Regions from separate parts of the Homo sapiens genome. Here regions 1, 3, 4 and 5 are each linked to region 2. Evidence: chromatin contacts called from ENCODE Hi-C or POLR2A ChIA-PET data. All regions are on one chromosome and are shown on one strand. Each heading gives the region's core, a stretch centred on a gene start or an enhancer-like site at or near the end of the contact. The rest is flanking DNA. Distances are from core to core; before and after follow the strand shown. Region 1 holds the start of FICD (FIC domain protein adenylyltransferase). Region 2 holds the start of RBM19 (RNA binding motif protein 19). Region 3 holds the start of DIABLO (diablo IAP-binding mitochondrial protein). Region 4 holds the start of PWP1 (PWP1 homolog, endonuclein). Region 5 holds the start of CIT (citron rho-interacting serine/threonine kinase).

The links. Hi-C counts contacts between places; a loop is a spot of excess contacts on that map. ChIA-PET counts read pairs that join two places held with the same protein, here RNA polymerase II (POLR2A). Pooled maps may share reads with other maps.
Region 1: a pooled map shows a loop between it and region 2 (13-fold over the local background). The contact joins the promoter of FICD here to the promoter of RBM19 in region 2. A Hi-C loop is called at or near these places in 6 of 50 pooled maps.
Region 3: a loop to region 2 is called in a pooled map, with 4 times the contacts of the local background. The contact joins the promoter of DIABLO here to the promoter of RBM19 in region 2. A Hi-C loop is called at or near these places in 2 of 50 pooled maps. POLR2A ChIA-PET finds 5 or more read pairs at or near these places in 2 of 52 experiments (T-cell and WTC11).
Region 4: a loop to region 2 is called in a pooled map, with 12 times the contacts of the local background. The contact joins the promoter of PWP1 here to the promoter of RBM19 in region 2. A Hi-C loop is called at or near these places in 5 of 50 pooled maps.
Region 5: a pooled map shows a loop between it and region 2 (14-fold over the local background). The contact joins the promoter of CIT here to the promoter of RBM19 in region 2. A Hi-C loop is called at or near these places in 5 of 50 pooled maps.

What each region holds. Positions count from the first base shown.
Region 1 is chr12:108,513,911-108,516,610 of GRCh38, forward strand. It overlaps FICD (FIC domain protein adenylyltransferase), which reads left to right and starts at 1,367. Exons shown (of 3, transcript NM_007076.3): 1 at 1,367-1,451. RefSeq lists an enhancer at 839-898.
Region 2 is chr12:113,965,075-113,967,873 of GRCh38, forward strand. It overlaps RBM19 (RNA binding motif protein 19), which reads right to left and starts at 1,251. Exons shown (of 24, transcript NM_016196.4): 1 at 1,118-1,251. The coding sequence starts at 1,153. RefSeq lists enhancers at 1-601, 602-1,529, 1,488-1,557.
Region 3 is chr12:122,224,712-122,227,411 of GRCh38, forward strand. It overlaps DIABLO (diablo IAP-binding mitochondrial protein), which reads right to left and starts at 1,341. Exons shown (of 6, transcript NM_001371333.1): 1 at 1,254-1,341. The coding sequence starts at 1,303. It overlaps LOC128125816, which reads right to left and starts at 1,853. Exons shown (of 1, transcript NM_001414998.1): 1 at 1,719-1,853. The coding sequence starts at 1,853. The coding sequence ends at 1,719. LOC101593348 (a long non-coding RNA gene) reads left to right here and starts at 1,731. Exons shown (of 1, transcript NR_103497.1): 1 at 1,731-2,700. RefSeq lists enhancers at 1-648, 1,058-1,107, 1,118-1,357, 1,411-1,705, 1,655-2,486 and 1 more and a silencer at 1,648-1,787.
Region 4 is chr12:107,684,330-107,687,048 of GRCh38, forward strand. PWP1 (PWP1 homolog, endonuclein) reads left to right here and starts at 1,470. Exons shown (of 15, transcript NM_007062.3): 1 at 1,470-1,642. The coding sequence starts at 1,571. RefSeq lists enhancers at 1,279-1,538, 1,759-1,808.
Region 5 is chr12:119,875,964-119,878,663 of GRCh38, forward strand. It overlaps CIT (citron rho-interacting serine/threonine kinase), which reads right to left and starts at 1,357. Exons shown (of 48, transcript NM_001206999.2): 1 at 1,286-1,357; 2 at 110-218. The coding sequence starts at 205. RefSeq lists an enhancer at 747-806 and a silencer at 1,037-1,116.

The sequences.
Region 1 (2,700 bases), core at 117-2,616, 5.5 Mb before region 2:
AACTTCTAAATGCTTAGCGTTTCTGGGGCACCTCCCTAGATGTTTAATTTCAGTATTTGTGGATTAAGATGGAGGTTTCCATTCTCTGCTTCAAGGAAAAAATTTCTCTCTGGGAAGCCAAAAGAACTAGCCAGGTCCTTCTGGAGAGGATACAAATTAAAAAGTCAGGGAGAACCGAGGGGGTGGCTTGCGCCTGTAATCTTAGCGCTTTGGGAAGCCGAGATGGAGGGAGAGCTTAAGGTCAAGAGTTCGAGACCAGCCCGGGCGACATAGTGAGACCCGGTCTCTAAAGAAAATAAAAAATCAGAAATAGGTCGGGCGCGATGGCTCACGCCTGTAATCCCAGCACTTTGGGAGGCCGAGGCAGGCGAATCTTCTGAGGTCAGGAGTTCGAGACCAGCCTGGCCAACGTGGTGAAACCCCATCTCTACTAAAAATACACAAATTAGGCGGGCGTGGTGATGCGCGCCTGTAATCCCAGCTACTCGGGAGGCTGAGGCAGGAGAATCGCTTCAACCTGGGAGGCGGAGGTTGCAGTGGGCCAAGATCGTGCCACTTCCCTCCAGCCTGGGCAACAGAGTGCGATTCCGTCTCAAAAAAAAAGAAAGAAAGCAAGACAGAGAGAGAGAAAAAAAAAGAAAGAAAGAAAGAAAAGAAAAGAAAAGAAAATTCGCCGGGCATGGTGGCATGCACCTGTAGTCCCAGCTACTCGGGAGGCTGAGATGGGAGGATTGCTTGAGCCCAGGAGGTGGAGGCTGCAGTGAGCTGCAATTGCTCCACCGCACTCCAGCCTGGGCGACACAACGAGACCCTGTATTTTATAAGAAAAAAAAAAGTTGTTTAAGTCAGGGAGGAAAAGACACAGAGAGGAAAAGAGTAAAGAAGAAGAAGGCGGCAAACTCAGCAGCATGGGGTGGAGGCTAAGAACAGGGGCTGCGCAGTCAAGCAGGCTAACCGGGTGAAGGGGTGAAAAGCATCAGCATCTTCATTTCACAACCGGGAAAAATGAGGCACACGACAGCGGCTCCGGGACGAAGAGACCCGAGGAAAAGACCGCCGTGGAACTTCCAGTTTCCGGGCCCGCCACCTAGTGTGCCCCAAATCCGCACGCCCATCGGGTTTCCAGCACCTGCTCCTCCTGCCTGTGGCCTAGGCCCCGCCCCTCCCGCTGCTTATTGGCTGCTACGTGAACGAGACAAACGCAAGCAACAACCAATGGGAGTGGCCCACGGCGCGTCTTTCCCGGGGAAGCCGACGCGGACGCGGGAACCCGGAAATGCGAGGGAAGGACAAGTGGGGAAAGCCAATCCGCCGCGACGAGGGCTGCGGGCGGTTCAATGGCAAGTCGCCGGGGGCGGGGCCAGAGGCCGGCGGAGAAGGAGGACCCGGGAGCCGGCGGCCCGGAGCTGGGAGCGCGGGGAAGGCGGTTGGGGTTCTGACAGCTGCGCGCGGTGAGAAGGGGAAAAGCCCTAGGGGCTCGAGAGGATGAAGCCGGGAAGGGTGCGACGGGGCCGCGAGCCCTGGGCGGGGTTCGGGAAGGGAGGCTCTGCAGTCTTGGAGGGGACTCAGACCGGTCCCCTCCCCTCTCCGGGCCTCAGTTCTCCCTTTCTAGGGAAGTGTGGGGGAGAGATTCGCGCCTCCCAGAACGCACTCCTTCCCTGCACACACCCCTGGCACCGGCGAACTGCCCCCTTTCCTGTACCGCCCCGCCCAGGAGCCTGTCCCCTCGGGAAGCCCGCCCAGACCCCTGGACCCGCGCAGCACTCCAGGCGCACCCCTATTAAAGCGCACCCCAAGCCATTTCACATGTTCTGTGGCAATGGGCCAGGATCCCCATGAGACTCAGAACCCCGTGATCCATCAGTCATTCCCGGGTCAGGACCAGCCCAGAGCAGGTGCACAGGCCCTGCTTAGTAATAAGGTAGAAATCGAGACCTGGGGACCGGGTTCAGAGGCCCTGGGGTTTCCTTCCGGATGCCTCTGTTTACCTCCTGTGGGCCTTCTGGAATTTAACTTATGCTCTCTGTGTCTTGGTTTCCCTTGTCTGTAAAATGGAGCTAGCGGTAGCTCTTCCTTCATAGGGTGGCATGAGGGTGAAACGAGGCAATGCGTGGCCAGTACACTGCTCAGCACCTAGGACACCATAGTTGCTTAATAAGTGCTTATTGTTAGCATAGTGTTTGCATGCCTGGCCCCACCTCCACTCCCACTGCCAGCCCCAAGCACATACAAGCCATGTTGTCACTGAGGCCAAGCACTGTGGCCCACAGCCTGAGTTCCTTTCGAGATGCTCGAACTGCTCATCTTCTTGATGGGGTCCCTTCTGGACAGGCCAGAAATGGAAGGCCAGAGAGGGGAAGGGCACTGTGGGAGCTGTGGCTGAATATCAGGGTGAGGGCAATAAATGAGGCCACCCAACAATTGTGCTTATCAAAGATTGGGCGTCAGAACTGCTGTGGCTGATCTGCCTGGGTGTCTGTCAGTCATTTATGTCCCAAATGTTTGACATATGTCCACAAATCCAGTGTTTGTGGTCAGAAGCCACAGGGATATATGGGAAGGGGGGACACTTTAGAGCCGTGGGGTTCCTGAGTTCAAGTCCTAAGGCTGTCACTTGCTCCCGGCGAGACTTTCGGCAAGGGACTTCACCTCTCTGAACCTCAGTTCCCTCACCTGGAGAAGGGTGAAAACATCAGCTCA
Region 2 (2,799 bases), core at 1-2,500:
AACTTGTCCAACATGGCGAAACCCCATGTCTCTACTAAAAATAAAAAAATTAGTCGGGCTTGGTGGCGCGTGTCTGTAGTCCCAGCTACTTGGGAGGCTGAGGCAGGAGCATCGCTAGAACCCGGGAGGCAAAAGTTGCAGTGAGCCGAGACTGCCGAGATTGCTCCACCGCAGTCCAGCCTGGGAGACAGAGCCAGACTCCGTTTAAAAAAAAAAAACAAAAAAAGAAAAAAACAAAAAACAAAACCAAAAAAAGCCATGAAAGAGAGAGAAAAAAAAGAGATAAGACAAACAATGATAAGAGAATCAACTACACTTGAAACACAACAAAGCTGAATTTGGGAGGGAAAGGAAGTGCAGCTACGCTAAAAATCCTCATCCCACAAAGCGAGGCATCAAGAGACACTGTCTAACCTGATGGAAGGAGCAGTAATCCATTTAAAAACAAAAAAACAAAACAGAACAAAAAACAGCGAGAGAGAGAAAAAAGGATGATCCATTCGAGCCCACCGCATCTAATCATCTAATATTACGTACATTCACCTATTTTGCCTACCACGTGTCGGGTTCTGCGCTGGGCTCCAGGGAAACAAAAAAGTATGGCTGGGTCACCACTCCCCACTTACTGGATAAATGCTGTAAAGCCCTTTACCCACTCCGTATTCCTACTTGCCCTAAGGATGGGAGTGGGAATTGGAACGCAGGTCCGCAGATTAATATTCCCCATGTCTTCCCCAACAGTTTCCAGACTGGGAGAGGAATATAAATACAGTGTCGGACCATGTCCCGGGTCAACAACTAAAAAACAGTGATCGAATGAAAGAGGTTGTGGGAGCAGGGTATTCGCCACAAGGTGGGAGTTGTCATCTCCCCGAGAAGAGGTGTGTTAGGAGTCAGGTACCAAACAACCGGCCGTGAAACCGTAAGCAGTCACTATTCCTCTTTCCTCGGGATCAAATGGGGATAAGCCCAGGATCCCGCCCCCTTTGAGTTCAGAATTGGCCCGGAGTCCTGCCCCAGAGCAAAAATTCTTCGATCACCTCCAGGCATCTCTTCCCTACCTCACAGCTCCCGGCTGGTCTCATTTCAGATTCCCAAGTCCTGCCTCTGCACTCACCCCATTCGGGAGATTCTTCACGATCAGTCGCGACATGGCGCAGGGTCCCCGCTGTTTTGATTCCAACACGACTGGTCAGCGTCTTCCACCAAGTTTCACGCTACCGCCCTGGGCGCCGCCATCTTTACCGAGCCGGAACACAGTCACGTGGCTGAGACCTTGGCCTGACCTGTCCGGAAGTAGGCGTGGCTAATCCAAAACTACTCAGGGAGGTCACACCCCACAAGGGGTGGGCCTGGGCGCTTGCATTTTGCGCAGGCGCAGGGCCTTGGGCGGATTCTGTGAGACGCCAATGCAGCGGAGAAGGCGGCAGGGGGCGCCGGTCCCTAACATGCGCCGGTTTAGCTCGGTGTTAAGGGTCGCGCCAACCGGGCAATCGCGTTCTCTCCTTTTTCTTATTTTATTTTTATTATTGAGCCTTAGGACTCCCCTGAGAACGGGGGCAAGATTAGGGACCCTTGCCTTCCTCGTAGAAATGGGGAAAGTGAAGTTTAGAGAGATTGCCAGCCAACACAAATCAAGTATTGAGCCTTTTGTGTAAATACTTGGAATGAACATGTTGGAAATAAACGCTCTCATTTTGCAGGCAGATAAACTGGGAATCGTGCGTGTAAAGCAGCTTGCTCAAAGTCTTATAACTATGAATTGGAAAGTCAGATTCGAGCTAGGGACTGCCTAGGGCCCTACAATGAGTCTCTACGCCTTCAACCCCAGCCCCACAAGCATTTTGCCTCCCTTCCTAATGTTTGGAACTCTCAGCTGGCCAATCTTCTAGCTGAGAGATCTTGGCCAAAATGGCCTCTGAGCCTTTGTGTCTACTTCTATAAAATGGGAATAATTCTTTATTATGCTAGGGGTTAAGGAGGTGAGAACGTGAAAGGGATGTTATTTTCCTATTGCTTCTCTGAGCATTCTCGGTACCTACTCTTGGATGGAGACATCCTATGAAAACCCCTATTTTCACTCTTAAATGACGGTATTTCCTTTCTGTTTCCCCACAGTGCCTCAGCTGCACTGGACGTTGCTGCCAAGCTTCTGCAATTTCCTTCACCTAAAAGACATTCCGTCCCCCCTTCTTATTGTTAACAGCTTTATCACAAACCATGCAATTCACCCACTTAAAGTGCACAATTCAATGGTGCTGACTATATTTACAGAGGTGTGCAGCCATCACCACAATCAATGCTAGGACATTTTCATTACCCCCAAAGAAACACCACACCCTTTAGCTATAACCTTCCAATTCCTCCCTCTCCCTTCCCTCTGATAACCACTAATCTACTTTCCGTCTCTATGGATTTGTCTGTTATGGACATTTCATGTAAATGGAATAATACAATATGTAGTCTTTTGTAATTGACTTCTTTCACTTAGCATAATGTTTTCAAAGTTCTTCCATGTTGCAGCATGAATCAGCACTTTATTTATCTGTTTATTTATTTGAGACAGGGTCGGGCTCTGTCACCCCGACTGGAGTGCAGTGGCACAATCTCAGCTCACTGCAACCTCCGCCTCCCAGGCTCAAGCCATCCTCCCACCTCAGCCTCCTGAGCAGCTGGGACTACAGGCACATGCCACCATGCCTGGCTAATTTTTTTTTTTTGGTAATTTTTTGGTAGAGGCGAGGTTTCAACATGTTGCCCAGGCTGGTCTTGAACTCCTGGGCTCAAGCAATCCACCTG
Region 3 (2,700 bases), core at 91-2,590, 8.3 Mb after region 2:
CAGGGGCTGTAAACTCAAACTCGAGCCAAGCAGGAACCTAAATGAGGATGCAGGACAGCTGAGGGGTTTTGAAATTTTCAACATACACCAAGTTTAAAATGTTGCCTCAGGCAGGGTGTTGGTGGCTCACGCCTGTAATCCTAGCACTTGGAAGGCCAAGGGCAAGGCGGGAGGATCACTTGAGCCCAGGAGTTCACGACCAGCCTGGGCAACATGGCTGGCAACATGACCCCGTGTCTATTAAAAAAAAATAAGTAAATAAAGGCCGAGGCGGGTGGATCACTTGAGGTCAGGAATTCGAAATCTGCCTGACCAACATGGTGAAACCCCATCTCTACTTAAAACACAAAAATTAGCCCGGAGTGGTGGCACGCTCCTGTAATCCCAGCTACTCGGGAGGCTGAGGCAGGAGAATCGCTTGAACCTGGGAGGCAGAGGTTGCAGTGAGCCGAGAGCGCCCCACTGCACTTCAGCCTGGGCAACAGAGCGAGACTGAGTCTCAAACAAAACAAAAAGAAAAAAAAAAATTAGCCGGGCGTGGTGGCGGGCGCCTGCAATCCCAGCTACTCGGGAGGCTGAGGCTGAGAATCGCTTGAAGCCGGGAGGCACAGGTTGCAGTGAGCTGAGATCTCGCCACTGCACTCCAGCCTGGGCGACAGAGGCAGATCTTGTCTCAAAAAAATTAAAATAAAATAAAATGTTGCCTTTAAACTTTTTAGAAACGGATGCCACAATAACCGCTCCTGCAGGCAGAATTTAGCTCTGGACCCCTGGCCTGGGTGCCAGTTGTGTGTGACGGTCCCGCTACAATCGCCCAGGAGCCTGCAGCGCTAGGTAGAGAGCCCTGCGCCAGCTCCCCCGGCCCCTTCTGCCCTCGGGAGGACGTCTTCAGACGCTCGTCTCCCTTCCCGGACTCCCCCCATGCCGTGTCCCTCCTCCTCTCCACGTCTCCTCAGGGACTTCGAGTGGCTGACGAGGGCTGGTCAGGAGGCGGAGCAGCCCCAAGAAGGCAGCCCGGGGTCTCGGGGACTCGTTTCTAGAAGATGGACGAACTGAAAAGGAAGCCGGGCTTGACCCAGGGGGCGGAGGCGGGGCTGTCCTCAGTCCTCCCGACCGGAGCGAGACGCCGCGACCCAGCTGGGCGGACGAGAGATGAGCGCGTAAGGAAGGCGGGCGCCGTGGGCCGGGCCACAGCGCTGTCCGCGTCGGTCCCTCCCTCTGGTCCTGTCCCCTCTACGCGGCCGCAGCGGTACCTGAAGAATGAAGTTACGCTGCGCGACAGCCAACTCTTCAGAGCCGCCATTGTGCAGCGCGCGGACGCCAGACGCACACGCCGGAAGTGACGCAGCTTCGTGAGCGCGGAGCGGGGCACGGCCTCCACCTGAGAGCGCCTCGCCCCATAGCCACGCCCCCACCCAAGGAAGCAGTCGGGATTGGGCAGGCAGGGGGAAAGGGGGCGAGGCTTAGGGCAAAGGCTGTAACGGCCGCGCAAGGCAACCAACCGCCGGAACTTCCGCGCGGGGCGGGGCATATGCAGGGCCTGAGGGCGCGGAGGTGGGTCCGGCGCGGAGCTGAGTCGGGCGCCGTGACGCTGGCGGGTGGGCGGGGACTCAGTTCGGGCCAGGGCTTGAAGGGAATTTCCTGGTGAGTTAGGGAGGCGGGGCCGGGCGGGAGGCGGGGCCGGGCGGGAGGCGGGGCCGGGCGCGGCGACGGCGCTGTCACTTCAGCACCAGGAAGTAAGTGGTCCAGCCGGCCAGCAGCAGCGCCCCGATGAGCACCGTGTAGCTGAGGAGCACGAAGGCGAGCAGCTCCCGCAGCAGCTGCAGCACGTGGACGGTGGACGAGGCCGGCATCGCGCTGCGCGGGAGCCCCAGGACGGTCGGCGGCCTGCCGGGCTGGCGCCGTCCCAGAGGGGCGGACGGGAACACACGAGGTCCTGGCCCTCGAAACAGCAAACGAAGGCCAGGAAGCCCACAGTGCCGACCTCCCCAACAGCCTCCTGGACGCTCGCTTCTCGGTTACACTGGAGAATCCTTCTCAACCCAAACTGCCCTCGTTCTTCGGCTCTGATCCGGGCTGAGGAGGCAGAAGCCCGGCTCTTCCCCGCGCCCCGCAGCTGCATGAGTTTTCCTCCCTGGCCCGCTCCTCCCACCACCTCCTGCATTTTTAATGCTGTGAGTGCCGCTAATGCGCTGGTGGAGTAAACCTTTCTTTTCCCGTCACTCAAGCTGCAGCCCCAGCTGCGGCCCTGGCTGGAAGGGGAAGGGGAGAGAGACCCATTTGGGCAGGAGGAAGGCACAGGCCCAAACCTGCTCTTCTGTGAGTCCCCTGGCCCCAAGGCTTGCCAGCAGCAGAGCTGGAGGATCTTTGCTTTGTGGTCCAGCATGCTTGCCTTCTGGCCAGCTGGGACTGCAGGGTGCCAGGTGGTGGGTGGGCATCAATCCGATCCTGGGCTCACCCCCGCCACCGTGCTCTGTGCATCTGCCCCAGCCCTGCTAACTTCCACCAGAGACGACATCAGACAGTAAGAACCCCACACCAGCTCATCAGACAGTAGGAACCCTACAACACCTCCAATGCTGCTTTGCCCAGCCACTCCCCACAGTGTCAGGCACTGGCTTCCTTCTCTCCCCACCTCACTTACTTGGCAAAGTTTCCACGAATCTTCCACCCTGAAGCTCCGCGGTTCTGTCTGCTCTG
Region 4 (2,719 bases), core at 220-2,719, 6.3 Mb before region 2:
AGACCTACAACTACCCAGATTCAAGTTGGTGGGGGCGGGGGGGGGTGCTTTGATGGAGGAATATCAAGATCACGTTGCAGACAAACATGTGTGAAGGACTCTATTGTTGCAGCCATCCTTGAAAAATATTATCTGCCATATGGTCTTTCTAAAATGGGTTAAAAGCAAAGAAACCACAGAAGAATCATCTTACAGAAACAGAGCAGGGGGAGAAGTCTTAATGGACAAATAATCTGCCTACACAAACAATGAGCAATTTACTTCTGGGAGGATCTCTCCTCAGGCAGGGAGATTGCCAAGCGCATTAGGCTGAGTAGAGTTGGTGACAGAACTCATAGTTGTATCAGCTCCTCTGTGTGTGATCTGAGTAGGAAAGTATTTGACTACTGGGGACTCTAGCTTCATCTTTAAAACAAAGTGTTGTGAGAACCAAGTAAAATACTGTATAGAAAGATAAATGTGTTGCAAAAAGGTCCCCGAATAGAGCCCACAGGTGGACACCCCCCGTTTGACAATGCCACTGGGAAAGACCATGTGTACTGCCAGTTTATCCTTGCCACTGTTTCCCCATAGCAGCCACCTTCCTGTTTCTTTTGCTTGCCTCTCTCAGAGGTAGATGCATTGAGGGTAAATGACCAGGACAGGGCCACACAGCCAAGAGATCAAAACCCAGATTTTTCTGGGATGCTAGTTTGAGATTTTCCATTCTACAAACGTCCAGCCACTCACGAGTTCTAACAGATGACTGATCTTAGCTGAGAAGCATGACATAGATACAAGGGAGTCACACTGCCCGGGTTCATATCCCAGCTGCACCGCTTACTAGCAGTGTGACCTTTGGAAGGATCGCTGTTTTCCCAGGTGTAAAACGGAAATAAGACCTCCCACAAAGGGGTAAGTAATCACGTGATACGGCACTCAAAACAGCGCCTTCAACATAAGTAAGCCCTTTGTGTTTGCCAAGACTAAATCACTACTGCATAGTTAGTATATAATTGGTGCTAAATGTTTTTTTCTCACTTTTTTTTTTGGTGCTAAATGTTTTAAGGTGAGAAAGTAACATTTAGGGATGTAATGAGATGTAATGGTGGGATCTCCGTGAAACGACAAATTCATTTTGGAGAAAGCTTTTTAAAAAACGCAAACCACAAACCTCTGCCATTTGTCAGCTTGAAGTCTACGGAACTGCAAGCAAAATAAAGATTGGTGAAACTTTGCTTCTGACTGACCCCTACAGTCCCAAATATTTTCTTGGCCTTTACAAAGCCCGCAGGCATCGTCACATGCAGTCCTGAAAAGCCTTTTCTCTATACTTCACACAGCCCAGACCAGCCCACGTGGATTCCTCGCCCGGCTGCTTCCGCTTCCATTTTGTCCCCTCCTATTTCTCATTCGGCGCCTCAGAATGACGTCTGAAATGAGCGCCGACGCTGCCCAAACAGGAGCCTGCGCATGCGCTCTGCCCTGGCAGCGGCCCTGTGCAGATCCCTGAGCGTGTGGCAGCAGTGCGGTCGTGGTCCCTCCCTATGCAGCCTGGTTTCTAGCGTGACACGCCCTTGACTTGAGGACCATGAACCGCAGCCGCCAGGTGACGTGCGTGGCCTGGGTCCGCTGCGGCGTGGCCAAAGAGACACCAGACAAGGTGAGGCCTGGTCGCTGGGAGACAAGGGGAGCAGCGTCTTTACGGCACTGGGGGTCCGCCCAGCTGGGGGAACGTGGACCCGGAACTCGGGGCGTTGGCTGGTGCGACTGGCTGGGGTGAGGGCGGCTTTGCCCGGATTGTCGCGACTAGAGCTGCAGTTCAGAAGGTCTGGTTCGCCTGAGCCTGGAGAGTCAAGGGCCGCGCCTTCTCACTGTTCCCACCCTCAAGCCCAACCCCACTCCCAAATTCGCACGCACATGGACTTAGCGGGCCGGAAAGGGGTGGGCTGCTGTTTTTGGTGGGTAATACCCCAAAAGGCTTTTTGACAACACCACTAGCTTCACTAGCACCCAAGTGCATTTTCAAGCATAACTGGGAAGAGAGCATGAAAACTCCACTTTCCACTCTTGTGCTCCGTGTCTGAAGGAGTGAGGATGAATGTGGTGTAGAAAAACTGGTGTGGAGGCTAAGATGTCGTGAGGCTGGGAGATGAATAGGGAATTTCTTGCAGTAATCCAAGTGAGATGTTGATGGTAGCAGGGAGGATGAGAGGTAAATGTCTAACACATGAAAAACCTACAAGAGTTGGAGACTGAGACTGTAGCAGAGGTGACGATTACTTAAGTAATTTCCTCATTGGATACTAAGTGCTTTCTGTAGGCCAGGCATTGTTCAGGGTCCTGGGATAGGCATGAACAAAATAGAAAAAGTCCCGCCGGGCGCGGTGGCTCACGCCTGTAATCCCAGCACTTTGGGAGGCCAAGGCGGGCGGATCACGAGGTCAGGAGATCGAGAGCATCCTGGCTAACACGGTGAAACCCCGTCTCTACTAAAAATACAAAAAATTAGCCGGGTGTGGTGGTGGATGCCTGTAGTCCCAGCTACTCGGGAGGCTGAGGCAGGAGAATGGCGTGAACCCGGGAGGCGGAGCTTGCAGTGAGCCGAGATCGCACAGCTGCACTCCAGCCTGGGCGGGCAACAGAGTGAGACTCCGTCTCAAAAAAAAAAAAAAAAAAAAAAAAAAAAAAATAGAAAAAGACCCTGCCTTTATGGAGTCGACATGTGCACATATAGTAT
Region 5 (2,700 bases), core at 107-2,606, 5.9 Mb after region 2:
AGAGACTGAGACTCTAAATAAATAAACAAATAAATAAAAGCAAAGGTGAGTGACAAGGAGATTCCAAGGACACACACAGGTGAGCAAAGTTGGCAGGGTAGGCTGTTACCTGGAAGAACAGATTCAGCCTGGAGGCCCGGCTGGCAATGGGTTCAGCAGCACCAGCATCCAAAGGATTCCGCGCTCCATATTTGAACTTCAACATCTCCCCACTGGCGCTGAAAGGATATCAGAAAAGTCAAGTGTGTCCTATGTTTTGAGCAGGAAGGGCCTGAGAGATCCTGATCTCCCTCAAGATATCAGGGACAAGGAGGTGAAAATCAGCTACCACTCCAGTTTTAGGAAGCTCAGTCTAATCATGGAGATTAAACACCAGATTTTAACTCACTGTGACAGGAGATGATACACTTATCTGACATACTCTCTTACTTATAAATGTGTTTATTATCTCCCCCCTTAGAATGGAAGCTCCACAAGGGCAGAGATGTTTGCCCCCATGCAGTGGGGGCACACATAGCCTGGCACACAAATAGGTGCGAATAGTTATTAAATGAATGACTGAAATAAGCAAAATATATAGCTTGTTGTAAGGTGTTAAGTGCTATGGGGTAAAAACAAAATCGAGCAAGAAAAGGACAATGGGGGTGAGATGGTGCAATTTTTAGTGTGGTCAAATAAGACTTCACTGAGAAGCCACCATTTGACCCAAGACTTGAAGACCTGAAGCGAATGACCAGCAAGCCATGTTGATATCTGGGGAAAGAAAGACATCCGTGGCAAACGAAACAGCCAAGCCAAAAGCACTGAGGCAGGACCTGGCCTCTCCAGCAACAGCGAGGCCAGACGGACTGGAGCAGAGCGAAAGAGGCGGGGGCATCATGAGGTGATGGGGTGGGCACGGGGTATGAATACGCTGAAACAGAGAGGTTAAGTAAATGGCTAAGTTCACGCAGATAATAAGGAACCGGCCGACTACACTGGGCAGAATAATGCAGTTAGTGCTGACAGGAGGCAGAGCTGAAGAGACAAAGCACTCCGCCTGGTTTAGGGGAGGAGCAAGCCTCCTGCCCCAGCACCACTCGGCTGACCCCTCGGCTCCCAAGGAAGGTGGGCGCGCGCACAGCTAGCCCCGGAAGACCCTCCAGGCCTCCCGCAGCCCTGGGGGTGGAATCGCCGCCCTCCCCGGGGCGGGAGGGAAACCCGGGACTTGTATGGGTGGAGGCGGCCCTCCCCTGGCCTTGCAGAGCCGGGTGCGGTAGAATTGGGTCTGGGGGATCAGACTCACGCTCTGCGAACCCCCAGGTCTGCGATCTGTTCCGCCCCGCGCCTCCCGCCGCCGCGTTTGAACCCGAGGAACGGCGCGGGCGGGTCTCAGCCGTGTTTGGACCAATCAGCGTCTCCGCTCCTATGATAGACATGGGCGTCTCAGCCAGGCCCCGCCCATGTCCCTAAAGGCATGGAGGAAAGTGAAGGGGAGAGCCAATCAAATTGCATCTTCCTTTGACTCGCGACCAACGGGAAAAAGGGAAGGGCAAAATCAGCAGGGCAGGTCTTGGAAGTTTGAAATTGGCGGTTACGCAGGATGCTGCGTTTGAGGACGCGACTGTTAATCTAGGATCCCTGAGGAGGTCGCCAGGGCGCTGTCCCCTGCTCTCGGCCACCTGCAAGGAGGAAGGCAGCCAGGCTGCTCTGCCTGGTCTTCTTTCTCTCTCATGTGGCTAAGGTAGAAGTACTTGTTACCTGGGGAAGCCCAGTGGTCCTCTGCTACAGCTGAGGCAGCGAATGTTTTGAGCTTGACTTCAACCTACCTTGATTACTCTATCTCCGGGCTGACTGCCCTGCAAGGAGTTGGTGACAGTCATTGAGACTGTCTGAAAGGACACTTTAAAATAAATTATAGACGAGATACTTAAACAGGCACTTCACCAAAAAGGAAATCCAGATGACCAACAAATGTGTGAAAGTTGTCAACCTCGTTCATAATCAGAAAATATGAAAAATAAAGTCACAGTGAGAAAGAATAACACTCAAATTCGAGAACAACAACAACAAAAGGATGTGACAGTGTTTGCGAAGATGTGGAAGTACACACACTTATACAGTACCCGTAGGCGTGTAAATGGATACAATCTCTTTGAAATTTGAAAAAAAAGTTTGGCATTATTTGCTAACATTGAAGATTTGTGCATTCTATGACTATTGCTAGGTGTAGTTTCTCTACCTAAGAAAAACTCCTATTTATTTATTTATTTTGAGATGGAGTCTTGCTCTGTCTCCCAGGCTGGAGTGCAATGGCACGATCTCGCCTCACTGCAACCTCCACCTCCCAGGTTCAAGCTATTCTCTTGTCTCATCCTCCCAAGTAACTGGGATTACAGGTGCATGCCACCATGCCCAATTGTTTGTATTTTTAGTAGAGATGGGGTTTCACCGTGTTGTCCAGGCTGGTCTTGAACTCCTGACCTCGAGTGATCTGCCCACCTCGGCCTCCCAAAGTGCTGAGATTACAGGCCCTGAGCCACCACGCCGGCGAGAAACTCCTACTTATGTACACCAAGAGATGTGTATAAGAATACAAAATAGTGTTCGCAAAAAACTGGAAGTGATATAAATGTCCATCAGCAGTAGAAAAGACAAAATTGTATATTGCAGTGTTTTCACAAGCAATGAAAAAGAATAAACTGCAACTAACCACAATGA